Regions from separate parts of the Homo sapiens genome. Here region 1 is linked to region 2. A link is a contact called in ENCODE Hi-C or POLR2A ChIA-PET data. All regions are on one chromosome and are shown on one strand. The core of a region is the stretch at or near the end of the contact, and the rest is flanking DNA. Distances in the headings are between cores, read along the strand shown. Region 1 overlaps GPCPD1 (glycerophosphocholine phosphodiesterase 1). Region 2 holds the start of STK35 (serine/threonine kinase 35).

The links. A loop is a pair of places that touch in the nucleus more often than their neighbours do. ChIA-PET counts read pairs that join two places held with the same protein, here RNA polymerase II (POLR2A). Pooled maps may share reads with other maps.
Region 1: a pooled map shows a loop between it and region 2 (3-fold over the local background). The contact joins the enhancer-like site here to the promoter of STK35 in region 2. A Hi-C loop is called at or near these places in 1 of 168 maps with a recorded cell type or tissue (ascending aorta) and 1 of 50 pooled maps. POLR2A ChIA-PET finds 5 or more read pairs at or near these places in 1 of 52 experiments (PC-9).

The regions. Positions count from the first base shown.
Region 1 is chr20:5,589,719-5,595,807 of GRCh38, forward strand. It overlaps GPCPD1 (glycerophosphocholine phosphodiesterase 1), which reads right to left. Exons shown (of 20, transcript NM_019593.5): 4 at 3,609-3,693. Among named protein-coding and RNA genes, the nearest start is that of GPCPD1, 18 kb to the right of the region's middle. RefSeq lists a silencer at 3,505-3,799. Within about 2 kb of position 4,598, at least 5 of the 41 ENCODE cell types and tissues checked have a DNase peak (open chromatin) inside an H3K27ac peak, as active enhancers do.
Region 2 is chr20:2,099,891-2,106,379 of GRCh38, forward strand. STK35 (serine/threonine kinase 35) reads left to right here and starts at 1,937. Exons shown (of 4, transcript NM_080836.4): 1 at 1,937-2,285; 2 at 2,878-3,475. The coding sequence starts at 1,992. RefSeq lists silencers at 1,823-2,012, 2,113-2,402, 2,413-2,462, 2,753-3,282, 3,303-3,352 and an enhancer at 2,698-3,666.

The DNA.
Region 1 (6,089 bases), core at 3,348-5,847, 3.5 Mb after region 2:
ACTTTCTAATACATTATCTGTAATAACTTATTCTTTAAGATCTAAGAAAAGGAAACAGTTCTGAAACAAAACATTCTGGAAAAGTCTGCCAAAATTTTAAGCTTTTTGGAGTAACATGGGAGATAGATCTTTGGAGAAAAAAGTAATGATGTCAATCTAAGACAATATTCCATTAACAGTACTGGTAGAGCTATTTCACAATTTAGCATACATAATGTCACACGACTGTAGAAATGTTTCCAAACATGTATATTAACAAAAATATTTTTAAAAATTTCTTCCCACAAGAATAAGTCTTAATGATTGTTTTCTTAAACAGTTACTGACATCACTCAGTTATACCAAGCACTGAAATTTAAATAAGACTATCCAATATGTAGATTGGAAGTTTGTTTTTTAACAAATCACCAAGCAAAATTATTAGCTAGCCATGTAATATCACTGCTTGCATATATCACAAATTTTTAAAACTTTTACTGATTGTTTTTCTTCCACAATTTTGAAAACAAACTGAATGTAAAAGGGGGTCTGAGGAATCAAGGCCACGTGCGGTGGCTCCTGCTTGTAATCCCAGCACTCTGGGAGGCTGTGGCGGGTGGATCACCTGAGGTCAGGAGTTTGAGACCAGCCTGGCTAACACGGCAAAACCCTGTCTCTACTAAAACAATATAAAAATTAGCCAGGCATAGTGGTTGCATGCCTGTAATCTCAGCTACTTGGAGGCTGAGGCAGAAGAATCACTTGAACCCAGGAGGCGGAGGTTGCAGTGAGCCGAGATCGTGCCACTGCACTCCAGCCTGGGCGACAGAACAAGACTCTGTCTCAAAAAAAAAAATCTCTATTTTTAGTACAACCAGTAAAAGAAACAGTCACCTAGGCATGAGTAAAGCAAAGGAAGCTAGGCCAACAGACTCTCTGAGAGTATTCAAATCTCAAGTTAACACCTGACAGTATTTACTATTCAGAAGAATTTTAGATACTAATAAACTATTGTACAAAATGACAAACTAGACTATTCTGAAAATAATTATCTATCGCAGGTGACTGATTGTCTTGTTAAAGGAAGGACTTAAAACTCAAGGGAGATCGAGGTCAAAATAAGATAGTTTGTAATGAATCTAATTATGAGTGAATGTTAGCAGCTATGAAAGTTAGAAACATAGATATGTGCTGAAAAATAAAGATGTATTTCTACAAAAATGAAGGAAAAATTTCAAAGGATACAATGAAAAACTGGCTAACATTTGACTATGAGGAAACATCCCTAATTCTACCCACAAGCAAAGAGGGGTGGATACAGAAAAAAAAAAGTTGAAATTACATGTTAATTCAGAAAGTATCTTTGGTGAAGATGTGACATCAGTGGACTACCTGCAGATTCATACCAATGTTTTCATTCCAGGAATACTCACTACTTTTGTGTGCTATGTTCAAATAAGATACTATTTTGTTTTGTCATCTGTGAAATTATTTTAAAATGTAACACATTAACACCTTATCTTAATTCACAAAGAGAACACGTCATTGTGAAAAACTGAGAAAAACGATTTCAGGACTCTTCTAAACTAAAAGGAATATGCCAGAAAAAGCAGTGCATGGAAGAAAAATGAATGGTAAAATTTCATTTACTCAATAAAATTTTGCAATGAAAGGATCTAAAAATCTGTAGTTCAAACCTTTTGTTTTATAGATGAGGAGGCTAAAGCCTAAAGGTCAACTGGCTTGTCCATAATCGCAAAACTTTTAGCTTTGGTTCCAAAACTGCCTGGGTAGATTACCTCCTAAAACTTTCAACACAGTAAAATTAACCTTTCTCCCATTTCAGCTTTTTAATGCTTTCATTATTTGTTTTCCTATCATTCTTTATATTCGTAACATTATGTATTCCAATAATTTACATCATTTCACAATTTAAGATGCCTTGCACATTACTTCTATTATTTGACAATGTACAACTAGACAAAGTTTCATAATACTTCTATTAAAAATGTTTTATTTAAAAAGCGCCACCAACTTTTTTAAAGTGTCACATTAAGCTGGCATGTGGAGAAAAAAACTGTAGCCATATGCATGGGATTTTATGTAGCTATTTACTCGATTCCATGAAAAACATACTTACCATGGCAGCCCCTGCATCACACGGTACATGTGTACACGATACAGAGCACCTACTTAAAGAAACACACTCACCAACACATACTGTAAACTTTTGCAAGTATTACAAGGAGAAAAACTTGTTTTTACTGTTAAGCAGACTTCTTGCCAATTTTTTCAAAAGGTATTTTGGACTGATCTGCTGCTTTTGGTAACATTTTCAATGAAGAGGATAAATACTTAGGTTGGCTTAATTTGACCTGTGTTGACAATAGTCTTACTTTAGAAAACTATGCCCAAAGAACTCATTATCATCTTTCTCATCCAAACTCCCCTAAGTAAAATTTAGTTGGTTTCACATATTACAAAGCTAAATTTCATATACCAGGATCCTCAGGTAAACTTTCCATATCTATGACCTATGTATCTACACACAATTGCTTAAGTTATACTAAAGAACTTTACCATGATGCATAACCCCATGCCAAATAAATGAGATGCCCTTTTCTTAAGTTAAAGTGAAACTATTGTCAAGAAAAGCCAACACAATGATCAACCACAATGTAATTTAAGTTCAATTACTGTGTATTCACAAAATATTCTTGGAACAAGAAACGTAATAGGTGCAAAAGACAGCTAAAGTGGGTTTGTCATTTTTTGTCATTTTGTCTCTTTTCTTTGTATAATGGTGGCTAAGAGCACGAGGTAACAGTGGCTGCTTGCATTTTTCACACGTAACAAAAACACTTAATGACTCCCAAAGGAAATACATTTTTTAACAAGAGCTAATCCATGATTTGTATCCTAGACCCCTGCCTAAACCCTTGTTCATATGCAGCCCAAGGGTGTCAAATGTAAAAGTCTGAAGGAAAAGAATCCTTTCAGCAAATAAGTATCTTTAGAATAAAAGGAAAATGATTAACTTTTTTTCTTTTCTGAATATGAAAACAATCCCAAAATAATGAATTGTGAACAGGCAAATTTAGAATAGATATGCCAAAGGCCTCCAGAAAAGATAGGGGTCTTATCAATAACATCTTTGAAAAAATCTAAAAGGAATCAATTAAATTTTGATCAGAGTTAACACAGCCACTAAGAGATGGCTGCTGTGAAATAATTTTTTTAATTACTCACTTAAAACAGGCTATATACTTCTCTAAATGTATTTACATCACATAAGGATTAAAAAACAAAACCAAAAGTAAAAGCTCTGCAAGTGGTTCCTAACTAGTTTACAAAAGTTACCGAAAATGCACACTTACAGAGAACACATTAAAACCAATTTCATAAGAATACTGCAGAACATACTTACTATGTCTTTTTAAAATTCCATGGCAGACATCATCTGCCTCTGAAGTGGCTACTTCCTTGGTTTTGGTAAATTTTATTAATCAAGAGTTCTATTCCTTATTTGACCAAAGCAAATGCATTTTACTTTGAACGTGTTCAAACTTAAGTGAGTTGCTTTTGAAGGAAGTGCTAAAGGAATTGGAAACTAGATAAAGAAAACATACCTTTGGTTCTAAAAAGTACCCTTTGAAGTAGCGATACTGAACTGATACTCCTCTACTGAGTACAATGGTTGCTTTCCATAGCATGCTGTGAAGAAAGAAAATTAAAAGCAGCAGCATCAATATCAAACTACAGTGCATAAAGACTTCTTAATTCACAAAACTCCTCAAATAAAACGTATGACCAATATCACTTATTTATTCCTACACAAAATTTTACAGGCCTACTCTGTAGCAGGCAATGGGAACACAGGGGTATATACTGCAGAAAGAGCCTTATCTTCAAAGAGCTTCCTTTGCTGTGTGGGTAGACAGAAAAATAACCAAAGAAGATAGACAGAACGAAGTTCTGGAGGAGGCTTTTAAAAGGAAGGAAGGTTTTAATGAGGAAGCGCTGTCTGAGCTCAGGTCTAAATGATGAGAAGGAACCAGCCATATAAAGAGCCAGGATAAGTTTCCAAACAGAAAATTCAAGTTGTACAAAAGTGGAAGCCAGAGTCAGAATCTTCTGTGACTTCCCACTTAGCGAGGGATGTTACATGGCTGATAAGAGACTTTGGGTCGCAGCTTTTGTGTCACAAATGAGAGATAAACATGAGTTACACTCCTATTCTTGACTATCCGTTATTCTAAGCTGTCCTACCCAGGCTCTGGCTATTCCTCAGACAAGCAGTCAGAACCTGTATCTTGTTTCAGGCCAATGTCTTTCTCTGAACTATGTTATTCTAACAGAAACTAAAGATTTGACTCAACAGCTGCCTTAAGGTCAAGAATTCACTACAATTCATTACTGTAACTGAGTTTTAGCTTCAAATAATAAACTAGTGCTATCCACAGCATGGTCCCAGACCATCATTAGTAGCTGGGAGCTTCTTAGAAATGCAAATTCTCAGGCCCTACCCAGACTTATTGAATTAGGAACTCTGGGGGTGGGGGCCCAGTAACCTGTATTTTAACAAGCCTCCAGGTAACTTTTTTTTTTTTGAGACGGAGTCTTGCTCTGTCACCCAGAGTGAAGTGCAGTGGCGCGATCTCAGCTCACTGCAAGCTCCGCCTCCCGGGTTCATGCTATTCTCCCACCTCAGCGTCCCCAGTAGCTGGGACTACAGGCACCCGCCACCACGCCTGGCTAACTTTGTTTTTTTATTTTTAGTAGAGACGGGTTTCACCGCATTAGCCAGGATGGTTTCGATCTCCTGACCTCATGATCCAACCGCCTCGGCCTCCCAAAGTGCTGGGATTACAGGCATGAGCCACCAGGCCCGGCCGCCTCCAGGTAACTTTTATAAACACTTTGAGAACCCCTGTCATAGACCATTAACCAAACGTTAATTCAGCATGAGTAGTTTAGCCCTACCTGGCTCTGCTAAGACAGGTTTTAGGGCATTGTCCTTACTCTGATACAAGCTTAGCTCCTAAAATAAATACAGATATAGCTCATTGTATTGCACTTTATTATACTTCACAGATACTGTGTTTTTTACAAATTGAAGGTCTGTGGCAAACTTGAGTCGAGCAAGTCTATCAGTGCCATTTTCCCAACAACATGTGCTTACTTCGTGTCTATGTCACAGTTTGGCAAATCTCATAATGTTTCAAACTTTTTTGTTATTATTATATCTGTTATGGTGATTGCATGCTACAGAAAAATCTTTCATGAAAGGAACAGTTAATCAATGTAGTAAACTTCACTGTCTTATTTTAAGAAATTGACACTGTCCTTCAACCTTCAGCAACCACGACTCTGATCAGTTAGCAGCCATCAACATTGAGACAAAACTCTCCACCAGCAAAAAGATTGCAATTCACTAAAGGCTCAAATGATTGTATCATTTTTTAGCAATAAAGTATTTTTTAATTAAGGTATGTACATTTTTAAAAATCACTGCTTTAAACAAACCAACATGGAACATGTATATATATGTAACAAACCTGCACGTTCTGCACATGTACCCTAGAACTTAAAGTATAATAATAAAAAATAAATAAATAATAAATAAGTAAAAATCACTGCTTTAAAGCAAGAATAGCAAATGCTGCCAGGCGTGGTGGCTCACGCCTGTAATCCCAACTCTTTGGGAGGCTGAGGTGGGCGGATCATGAGGTCAGGAGTTCAAGACCAGCCTGACCAACATTATGAAACCACATTTCTACAAAAAATATAAAAATTAGCCAGGCGAGATGGCACAAGCCTGTAATCCCAGCTACTCAGGAGGCTGAGGCAGGCGAATCACTTGAACCTGGGAGGCTGAGGTTGCAGTGAGCCCAGATCGCGCCACTGTACTCCAGCCTGGGTGACAGAGTGAGATTCCATCTCAAAACAAAAACAAAAACAAAAACAAAAAAAGAATAGCAAATGCTTGACACATGTTCCCTATTTTTCCCCAATAAGCCTCAGAATCCTTTTCAACAGAGGTTTCCAGGTGGACTCTTCCAATTAAGAATAGAAAGTTGCCATTTCTGCTACCCCAAAAAGAAAAAAAG
Region 2 (6,489 bases), core at 687-3,186:
TCTGATCACCATTTTGCAACTGTAATAATTGTTTCAAGCAAGAATCACCATGAATTCTGAAACCAGTGGGTAAGAGTCTAAAGAAGAGGATATTTAAATAGTCTCAAAATATCTTCCCACAGAATACTTAATAGTTACAGAAGGAAAAATCGTAACTTTATGGTAGAGTGTAACTACTCCTACACCACCTCAACCAAATGATGGAAGTTAACACCACGAATACTGGGACAAACACAATGCCATGTGCCTCCTGATGAAAGGCCCTGAGGAGGCAACTTTTTTCAGCAGTAGTCCTGCCAAAAAATGCATACCCTCTCAGAATAGCAAGGGATGGGTTGGTGGGGGGTGGGGGAGGAGAGAAAAATGGATACTCTGAAACTAATAAGAAAACACAGATGAATAAAAATTTAGGGACATTCTACAATATAACTCGCCAGTATTCTTCAAAAATGTCAAGGTCATGAAAGACAAAGAAAGGCTGGATAACTAACTGCCCTTCCAGATTAAAAGAAACTAAAGAGGCATGACAACTCAGTGCAACGTCTGATCCTGAATTGGATCCTGGGGAATAGCTATAAAGGACATTATTGGGACCATTAGCAAAATTTAAATATGGATGGAGTGTATTAAATAAAACAATTGTATCATTGTTAAAATTCCTGATTTTTGACCACTGTACTGAGATTATGCCAGATAATGTCTTTTTTTTAAGGAAACACACACATATATTTAGGATAAAGGAGTTTGATGTTGGAAACTCTAAAATGATGTAGTAAAAAAGAATATATACATTATATATGTGTGTGTGTGAATATCTATATACCGTATACTGATTTCCTTTCTTTTGGGGTATATACCATATAGATATCCACACACAATATGTATTTGTGTGTATATATACACATACACGAGAGGATATGGATATGCAGCAAAATATAACAATTTGTTATTCTAGTGGAAAAGTATATGATCTTTACGATTCTTGAAATTTATGTGTAAATTTGAAATTTAATCACAAAAAAGTTAAGAGGTTTTCAGCGACCAAATACATTATAAGAAATGGCCTGTATCCAGTGAGCACTCTTTAGCTCATTCTTTTTCTCCATCACACTTACCACTGGCAAAAATTATCCTGTGCATTTATTTAATAATACTTAACATTGTGTGCAAGGCTGTCCTAAGTGCTTTACCTGTATAACCTCTGTGGATCTTCTTACAGGTAAGGAACAAATACACAAGAAGGTTGACTAACTTGCCCAAGGCCACCCATGTGGTTTGTCTCCTGCAGTGGCACAGAACCTCAACCAAGGCAGAAACTGCCTTGTCTATTGCTCTTTCCCCAGCGACTTGGAATGGTGCCTAGCACATTACGGGTGTTCAATAAACATCTGTAGATTCAGTTAACAAACACTGGGCACCCACTAGGCCTACACTGGAATACAAAATACAGAACAAAATATTCAAAAATCTGTGCCTAAATGGGAGCTTTGGGTACTAACAGCCCCACACCCAATTAGCCTCCATCTAGGTATTTCATTTGGGTCTATCATTCCTGGGAATTAAAGCCCATTCTATCCATTTTGCAGAGGATCATTAGATAAACGGATGCTCAGGGTGGGTCAATGATTTGCACAAGATCACTGGGCTGGTAGAAGGGAAGGTCGGGATTCCAACCCAGTCCCTGAGGTTCCCAGGACAGAGCTATGAATCAAACGACCAAGACAATCACCCAGTCAGTATTTATTAGGCGCCTACTGCGGACGGTTGGTCTTCACGCAGATCAGGCGAGAAGGGATAGTGATGCGCGGGCCGCTGCGGAGACCCGGAGCCCGCCGCGGATCACGGGAATTTCGCGCCTATTTTTTGTTGGCTGGGTGTTCTCGCCAGTGATTGGGTCCCGGCAAGGCGTGCCGGTGCGCTCGGCTGCGGCTGCTCCGTCGACCTTTGCAGGACCGGGCGGTGCAGGGCTCACTCGGCTGGCGTCCCGGGGGATGGGCCACCAGGAGTCTCCGCTGGCCCGGGCGCCGGCGGGAGGTGCAGCTTATGTAAAGAGGTTATGTAAAGGGCTCAGCTGGCGCGAACACGTGGAAAGCCACGGGAGCCTAGGAGCCCAGGCTTCCCCAGCGAGCGCCGCGGCAGCAGAAGGATCCGCTACACGCCGGGCTCGGGCCGCCACCTCCCGCGCTGCTCGGTCCCGGAGGCAGCCCGGGCCCGGAGCGGACCATCCCCAGGCAGGGGCTCCAGGGGGGAAACGGGCCGCCCGGAAGTGGAGGTGCGCGGGCCAGGTAAGGGCGCCGTTGGAGGACTGAAGGCCAGCGCCGAGGCTGGAGTTACTGCCACTGCCTCCGCGCTTGGGAAGGGAAATCGGGTCCTCGGCCAGTCGCACTCCGAGAAGCCGAACTTTTCAGCCAATCCCTTCTACCCGTCGCCCTCGGGGACTTGGGTCGGTCCGCTGGGCTCCGCTAGGGCTTAATTCAATGGACTGTTTACACCCGGGCGAACACAAGGCGGGGCGCGGGGAGGAGCGTCACAGAGGGGGCCAAGCAAAGAAAAATATTTCCGCCGGCCAAATCGCGTCTCTAAGCGGTTTTCAGAAGGCGTGAAGCTTGCTGGCTCTTCTTTTTCCTATCGCTACATGACAAGCTAACAGAGAGAGCGGAGAGTTTGTGCTTTTCTTTCCGGTTCCCCCTCTGAGCTGCTGCCCAGTGGTTCGGTCTTTCCCGCTTTCCCCTCCCCTCCCCCGTTCAATCAGCGGCGGTGGCTTCCGTCTTAAAGGGGCCGCGGCGGCCGGGGGAGGAGGAGGTGGGACGCCCCGCGGCCTACGCTCCTGGCCTCCCCGCCTTGGCCTGGCCGTTTAACCGATTCTTTCGCCCGCAGGTCACAATCCAAGGTCCGGCTCCTCCGCGTCCCAGGGCCGGACGGAGGGATGAGGCAGGGGGGGCCCGGGCAGCGCCGTTGCTGCTCCCCCCGCCGCCCGCAGCCATGGAAACGGGGAAGGACGGCGCCCGCAGAGGTACACAAAGCCCGGAGCGGAAAAGGCGAAGCCCAGTGCCGCGGGCGCCCAGCACGAAGCTGAGGCCGGCGGCGGCGGCCCGGGCCATGGATCCGGTGGCGGCCGAGGCCCCGGGCGAGGCCTTCCTGGCGCGGCGACGGCCTGAGGGCGGTGGCGGGTCCGCGCGGCCGCGTTACAGCCTGTTGGCGGAGATCGGGCGCGGCAGCTACGGCGTGGTTTATGAGGCAGTGGCCGGGCGCAGCGGGGCCCGGGTGGCGGTCAAGAAGATCCGCTGCGACGCCCCCGAGAACGTGGAGCTGGCGCTGGCTGAATTCTGGGCCCTCACCAGCCTCAAGCGGCGCCACCAGAACGTCGTGCAGTTTGAGGAGTGCGTCCTGCAGCGCAATGGGTTAGCCCAGCGCATGAGTCACGGCAACAAGAGCTCGCAGCTTTACCTGCGCCTGGTGGAGACCTCGCTGAAAGGTAGGAGCACCGCGGGCCTTTCCACCCACGCAGGGCCTGGACCCCCTGCTCTCCGGACGGCTTGGCCCACACTGTTCCTGGCCTTCCTAGGCCTCAGACCTGGTCCCTGTCACCCTGTGCCCTGACACACCCTCCTTTCCTGGGCCCAGGCATTCGGCCCTCTCTTCTCAGGTCCTAAGATCAGTCCCTGGGCCTAAAGTTGGCTGGTGTTTCCATAACAAGAGCTCGTTTAAGTGCTAACCATTAACTTAATAAGTGCTCAAGAATTGCGAGCTATGGTTATTAAACGTCTTCTATTTTTAAGATCGGTTGGGGGAGTGGAGGAGGGGTCGGGTTCAGTTAGTAGCAGAACTGCGGAGCCTCCTCACCCCCGAGGGCCTCTCTCTTTCCCTCCCAAAACAAACAAAAAGAAAAAACTTGACTGGACCCACCCACACCCTCTCCCTGTCTGGTTCCAAGTTTCCTGACACCCTCCAGCTCCAACCCCCAAACTCCTGTGGCTTCCTCGTCTGCCTTTTCCTCTGAGGCCCCCGGCCCTTCATCCCAGGCAGCCGAGCAAACTGACTGTCTTCTGGCTTGGTCCTCTGAGGGGTGCAGGCTGACAACCCTCACAGGTGGCCTGAGAGCTGTCACATAACAAAGCATCCGGCATCTTTTCCCTCCGTTTTACATTCTTAATCTTTTTCTTAACCTCAGAGGCTGGCTGGGAAGTGGTTTTACTTAAAAGGAAAATGGGGTACATTGAGGCAAGAGGTCTTGCAGTCCTGGAGGAACTAATTATCTTAGTTTCCGGGTTTTAACTGCAGTTAGGGAATGTATTCATCCTAACTACTCAGTACTCACAAGCCTTTTTCATACTACCAGTAGCTAAGTGTCTGCTTGGAGAGGAGAGAGGCGGTAGAAAGTTTGAGGAGACTTTCCGAGGCAGGAGGATCCAGGGGAAGAAAGTTTACTAATCCGAGTCCCAGCTGTGGTCTCAGTGCTGAAGTAATTTTTAGGTAATAACTTCAAAAGTAAATTCTATCCTTTTTCTATAAATAAACTAAGGCTTAGAAGTGAACAAATAACTTGATCAGGGTTAATCCGCTTGAAAGGGAAGTTAGACTGTACTCCTGGTTTCCTTACATTTCTCAGAGCTTAAGTGACGGGGATCCCAGATCTGTCTTGATTCGAGGCCTGGATCCTTTCGAAGGCGTAATGCTGTTCTCTGCACCCTGAGGATGAACTTTTTTAAGAGTGGGTAGGATTTGGGGTGAGTTTGGAGGGGGTGGTTTCCCAAAATCTTGTTACTTTTGCACAACTTAAAGATCCCCCAAGTCTTTCCCAAGAGAACGCTTTGTCCCATTGCAAGTCAGTTGTTTGACAGTGGAGTTGGAAACATGAATCAGTATCACCTAGAGTCCTTTAATTAGATGTCTAACTTTATAAAGTCCATCCGTGCCCCATCCATTCTGAGAAGCCTACCCTCTCCCCAGGGTGAGTGTTTTTGTTTTGAAAAGACTTCCAGCAGGGCACAATGGCTCACGACTGTAATCCCAGCACTTTGGGAGGCTGAGGTGGGAGGATGGCTTGAGCCCAGGAGTTTGGGAACAGCCTGGGCAACAAAGTGAGACCCTGGTCTCCACAAAAAATAGAAAAAAAAATAGCCGGACCTGATGGCACAGGCTTATAGTCCCAGCTACTTGAGAGGCAGAGGCAGGAGGATCAGTTGAGCCTGGGAGGTTGAGGCTACAGTGAGCCATTATCATGCAATGGCACTATAACCTGGGCGACTGAGCAAGACCCTGTCTCAAAAAAAAAAAAAAAAGACTCCCTAGGGGATTCGTTTATCTTACCTATATTCTAGGAGCGCATCACTTACTTTGAAGTCTTTCTATTCTCAGACTTCTCTTAGTCTTCTCCTTTACTGCCAATGAATGGTCTGGACTTCCTACTACAGGATTGCCTTGGGATGTAGGAATTTGCCTTGCCGAATGTTTATTCCTTGTGTCCTCAGTTCATTGACGCCAGTCTCGAACCTTCAACCTCAGCTTGAAGCTCTTGCTTACTCTCTCAACATATAAATACTATGTGGACTTTCCTCACCTGAAGAATTTGTCAAAATTCCAAAGTGACCCCATGGCAGCATAGCATAGTGGTTAGTACCATGGACTTTGGGGTTAGACCCTCTGGCTCATCCCAGGACTGACTGCACAAAACATGGAGCAAATTGTTTGAACCCTGTGAGGAGCATTCCTTTATTGTAAGATAGTGGGTATGTACCTATGACATTAGGTACATAGGGTCACTGTGCAAACTGTTAATGTCAGCAAGTGCTCCACATAGGGAGGAATTCACTGCCTTATATAAGTTCACACCATGTTCTGTACTCTTCTACCCTCACCCCCTTCAAGATTCACATTGTTCTTGCTCAAGTTTCCCAAACTTGTTTCATCATAGAACACACCTTGTTTTCTGTGTTGTCAGGCACACCAAGTTGACAGAAACACTGGTGTTTTCATCCTCCCTTTGTGAACTAAAACTGGGACCTAGAAAAATGAAATCTTTTGCTTTAGGCCGTACACTGGATTGGATTGGTCCCTTTCAGTTGTTTGGAGTCTTTAAAATATTTGAACCTCTACGGTGTTCAGGGCTCAGAGACAGAGCAGTGAAGAAAATATGTGTTGTTTCTGCTTATGAAAATGACATTCAAGCTGACTTGCAATGTGTGGATTTTTCAAGTAGTAAATAGGTAATCATTTTTGCTTCTTAAAATAGAGAACAGATACCAAAATTACTCCAGGTTAAACTTTGCTTATTCTGGATTCCAAAATTTAGGGGTCTTGATCTGTCCTGGGGCCTTGGGTTTACAGCATGCAAATACCACCCAGTAATGTTAAAGCTGGAAGGAATCGTAGAGATAACCTGGTTCAGCTCTCTCATTAAATAGAAAAGTCCTTTACAGTCACCCTTGGCCCTGCCTCCTAAAACTCAGAATGATTTTGAACAGGCCAAAAAGTGTGAATCTGCCTTGA